Regions from separate parts of the Homo sapiens genome. Here region 2 is linked to region 1. The links are chromatin loops, found by intact Hi-C in ENCODE. Cell type or tissue: heart right ventricle. All regions are shown on one strand. Region 1 overlaps TCF4 (transcription factor 4). Region 2 overlaps TCF4 (transcription factor 4).

Region 1 (2,500 bases):
CTAAAATTGACAGAGGCCAAGAGAAGGGAGTGGGTGGTTCAAATAGAGATGGGAGTTATCAGCCTGGGATGGAGGTGTGTGCACCAGGGCGGGGCAGTGGTTGAAAGGCAGGGGGTGGGAAAATGAAGAAAGGAAAAAGTACTTTTGAAAGTATAGCCTCTTGCTCAGGGCAAAAACTTCATGAATTCCAAAACAGTAGGAGGTTGAGGGGTTTGCAAATTCCTTCGTGGCCACTGGTGGGGAGCAACAAACAAGGAGTTTTGTTTGCAGCACAGGGGATGGAGGAGAGCTTGGGAAGAGAGGGATCCACATCTGAGGATAAGGGCAAAAAGCAGGCACCACGCTGAGGACAGCACAGCACACTGAGCCAGCAACAAAGGAGGCTGCCCCTCTCCAGACCTTTGCCCATCAAGTAGCTGGTTAAAAGCAAGACCAGGGATGATGAACACACTGAAATCAATGCCTGGAAAGAGGTGGGGTTGCTTATATGAGTGAGGAAGAAGTGACTTCAAAAACCCTCAGAAAGTATCTAGCTTTTCCATCCCAGTAGTCCAGGATCTAGCGCACTCCCTGGCACTAAGAAGCATCCATCCAGTAAATACTGGCCCAATCAAGGACTCAGTGATCACCTAGGACACAAAAATCATCCTTAATAAGCACAGTAAACATTCAACGCTGGGCATAATGGGTAACTCGAAAAGAACTTAGCAGGAAAGATGTCTTGGTTATTCAAGGCCACTTAAACGATCATTTTTCTTTTTTCTTTTTTGAGACGGAGTCTCACTCTGTCACCGAGGCAAGAGTATAACGGCATGATCTCAGCTCACTGCAACCGCCGCCTCCTGGGTTCAATCAGTTCTCCTGCCTCAGCCTCCCGACTAGCTGGGACTACAGGCACGTGCCACCACGCCTGGCTAATTTTTTGTATTTTTAGTAGACACGGGGTTTCACCATGTTGGCCAGGTTGGTCTCGAACTCCTGGCTTCAAATGATCTGCCCTCCTCGGCCTCCCAAAGAGCTGAGATTACAGGCCTGTTAGCCTGATAGCTGGAAATTTCTTACTGTGTGTCTATTCTTACACAGCATAACTTTGGGGTGTCTGTTTATTGGATTTATGTCTGAATACGCATGCCTGTTTCCACTCTGGGTGGTGAGCCACCACGCCCAGCCACAATCATTTTTCTTTAAGTATTCTATCTTACTTCCTTTAAGGACAAGTTTCAAAAGGGCTAGTCTAACAAATTAACTAGATAAAAACACACACACATGAAAATATTTCCAGCCTTTCTAAGTGATGCGGGTATGTTTTTCCTCTTCTTGTTAGCTTCTTTGTTCTCACTTCTTGAAGATTTTTAGGTGACTACCGCTAAGCTTTGGGGTTTTTGGGGTTTTATTCATTTTCTTCTTCTCACCCCTTGATCACCTGTTTTAGCAGGATCCTGATTTCTTTTGTATTTCTTCATTCTCCCCTGGGAAATTTGTGTCTGTGTCTGACATCTGTCCCCAACCACCTCCTCCTTTGTGAACACTGGGGTGAAAATTTCATTTATTTTTTAGCAGTGTCTCCATCGTCCGTCAATACATTACCCTTTCTCTGTCTTCCAGGCTTGACAAACCACTTTTCAGGCCCCTTCTTCAGGTACTTTGAGAAACAGCTCATTATTATTTATCATGATCTCATCGGTAATCTTTCTTCTTTTTGGCACTCTTAATTTGGGGATGTTTTCTGATATTCTCAACATCTTCCTGTAATCATGCCAGTCTCCTCTATAACACTTGATGTCAACTGTGCCTCTTTCTTCGTAAGTAATTGCTCTGTGCTCTCCAGTTTTCCATCCTGTTAGCCTGATAGCTGGAAATTTCTTACTGTGTGTCTATTCTTACACAGCATAACTTTGGGGTGTCTGTTTATTGGATTTATGTCTGAATACGCATGCCTGTTTCCATTCTGGGTGCTTTTTCCTTCACTACTTGCTCCTTTCCCCCTTCCCCCCTTATTCTTCTTTATAAGGTCTAACCATCAAGGCCAACTTTTACATTTTGTTTTGAGGGATAAAAAGGCTGTGGTTCTGCCTACACATGGCCTGCATTTCTCAGTGTTTGAATTAATGGCTCAGATAATATTTGCTATGAAAAGCATCATTTGATGACCAAATCCAGTGCAACAATCCATTAGGTCCCAACTCATATGTGTGCTCCAAATTTGCATAACCAAATCAAGCTTCCTTGCTCTTTCTTTCTCTTCTCTTGTTTGACCACAGACTTGCTGAAGCTTCTAGCTGGATTATCACATGCTCTTAAAATACTCTCCCATTCTCCACTTCCAATCATATCCTTTGTTTCAGATAAAACTTAATCAACAGGGGTTTTATGTAAGTTTCCATTTGTACATAATGATAAATAGTTTAAGCTATATTCAGTACATTCACGATCACTATTTTTCTTTCTTTAACATACGCAGATAAATCACATTCTATCCACCCTATTATTTCCCATGATT
Region 2 (2,500 bases), 56 kb before region 1:
ATGTATTTTCCTCCTGATAAACCTAGGATACCACTAAATCACTTCCAAATATAGCAAGCACCCCCATCCTGCAAGCACAGGTGACTCGACCCACACAAAGCCAGCTTGTCTGCATATTGTACCAATCCCAGTAGATGCTCAAATAGAGCTTCATTTGAAGACACTACGACAAGGCAAATAATTAAACATTCAAATTCCCAAGCTGATATCTGTATAATAAACAATCTACCCATCACAAAGTCCACCTTGATATCTCTGGCTTACAGGAAATGTCCCAAAGAGGCAGTCCACGTTACTACGGGGTTGGCCATACATTCCATGCTACTGCATAAGAGATTCTGGAATCTTACGCTAAAAGGGCAGTGTCAGGCCTGGCGGTAAAAGAAAAAGAGTAACCCTCATCCAAACTACACACATCCAAAGCACTACTGTCATTACACAAGCCAAATCAGACATGAATGATGTGACCCAGCATTCAGGCTTCAGTGTAACCCCACCATGAAACACTGGGTCTACCTTGAAAATGAACTTCTCATCCTCTTCCAAGTGCTCAGATGAACTGAAACCCCACGAACAATCACTACCAAGAAATAGCACTTCCTACTGGCCTGACTCTTCTGACAGAGAATCTCATGTCTTCCTCTACTAAGAAAGACTCACAGTCACCTTAAAAAGTGACTTTTTGGTCATTACACCTCAGCCCAAGATGGTCAACGGGTTAATATTCTTTTCTGATCTCTTCAATTATGCTGCCTAGAAGTCTGAGGGTTGGCAGGCAGGGCAACCTTGTCAGAGCTGCAGAGAGCTCTGCAGATGTCTCTGTTGTGTTCACTCAAACTGAAAAGGAGAAAAGATGGCCCTCTGACAACAGACAGCTGTCAATTAGATGGCACGCTCACACTCAGTAGGCCAATGAGCGGCAGTGGAGGTGACAAGTGCTTGGCTAATCAGTGTGCCTATAAAAAATCACAGCCCTTCCCTGCGCCACTCACACCAGCACATGAGGTGACAGCATGTGTCGTCTTCAACTGCTCCTGTTCTCCCTACCCCCAGTGTCATCAGTACTGTGAGAAGGCTCAGGTCAATGCAATATGCCTAGAAACAAAAATCAGACCAACAAAAACTGGCATAGGGAAAGAAATCCCTGCAGCAAAATCACCCAAAAAGGGAAATACATTGATACACTAACCTATTCAGAGCTGGTTCACATTGATACTGAAAGAAGACAACCCATTAGATGCTGTTAACAAAAATACTATCAGAAAAGAAGAGCCAAAAGAAGAGCCAAAGTTATCCATCCACCTGACCTTTTTCCCATCCTCCATCTTGTCTTTTTCTCCTCTAGCCACCAGGGGGCACTTTGGGGCTAGCTCCTTGAGGACACTGGAGATTCTGAGCTTTCACAAGTACCTCAATATTGGCGGTGGGGTCAGTGGATGGGGATGGAATGAATCAGAAAGTAGAGCTAAAGGAGAAACCTAGGGATTCTGTAGAGCAGAAAGGTGAGTTCCCAAAATCTTCAGCTCAAATATACCCCTCTAATCTAATCACTAAATGCTGAATTCACTAAGAAACTACCCGAGCCCGACAGATTTTTACTCACTAATGACAAAAAACAACCTCTCTTTCCTCTTTCTCCCTCCCCCTTACCCCCTTTCTCTCTTCCTCTGCCCCCACCCCGTCTCACTTCTCTATTGGTTTCTAAAAGAGCAGCTGATTGGAAGTAGAGAAATCAGGAAGAAAAACAAGGGGTGGCAGGGGGATAACTGGTAACTATAGAGTCAAATTTGTGGCTATCCACCTGCAGCACAGAGACAAAACAGCATCAGCCTGTTTTAGATAAAGATGAATTTGAACAAAATACAAATACATTTAAACTTGACCCTGATTTAGTTGGGAACTTGCATGGCCATTCTATGCCCCAACTACTTTTATTCAACTCTTCTTCTTCACCTATGCCAAATAAGAGGCCAATCTGCCTGCCATACCCAAAAGAAAACCTCCAAATGTTTTTCATAAAATAACTTTTTTTGTTAGATGGTTTCTCTCTTGTCACCCAGGCTGGAGTGCAATGCACGATCTTGGCTCACTTCAGCCTCTGCCTCCCAGGTTCAAGTGATTCTCCTGCCTCAGCATCCCGAGTAACTAGGATTATAGGCGTGAGCCACCACACCCTGCTAATTTTGTATTTTTAGTAGAGATGGGGTTTCACTATGCTGGCCAGGCCGGTCTCGAACTCCTGGCCTCAGGTGATCTGCCCGCCTAGGCCTCCCAAAGTTCTAGGATTATAGGCATGAGCCACCGCGGCCAGGTAAAATTACTTCTAAAAGACCACTGAAGACTAAAAAGGTCAAGTGGAAAGGTAGATATCAGGGATTAGAGTCCTTCATCTTTTGCGAGTCAATGAAAGAATTCACAGCAAAGTTCTGCTCCAAGGCTTGTCCAGCCCTGCTCAAGTTCTCAGGGCCCTAGAGGCTCCCAGTTTCAAGGCAATCAGGCC

The links. Hi-C counts contacts between places; a loop is a spot of excess contacts. Peaks named below come from ENCODE experiments on the same cell type or tissue, not always from the same donor. Only the 100,000 strongest peaks of a DNase experiment are listed, where the experiment ranks them.
Region 2: a loop joins it to region 1, with 25 times the contacts of the local background. A loop is called at or near these places in 1 of 110 quality-filtered maps.

The regions. Positions count from the first base shown.
Region 1 is chr18:55,438,972-55,441,471 of GRCh38, forward strand. All of the region lies in intron 5 of TCF4 (transcription factor 4), which reads right to left. Among named protein-coding and RNA genes, the nearest start is that of TCF4-AS1, 12 kb to the right of the region's middle. RefSeq lists an enhancer at 1-654. In heart right ventricle, no CTCF peak of the experiment used is centred here; no DNase peak of the experiment used is centred here.
Region 2 is chr18:55,383,388-55,385,887 of GRCh38, forward strand. All of the region lies in intron 6 of TCF4 (transcription factor 4), which reads right to left. Among named protein-coding and RNA genes, the nearest start is that of TCF4-AS1, 68 kb to the right of the region's middle. In heart right ventricle, a CTCF peak has its summit at 1,339 (motif pointing right); no DNase peak of the experiment used is centred here; H3K27ac peaks cover 1,290 bases.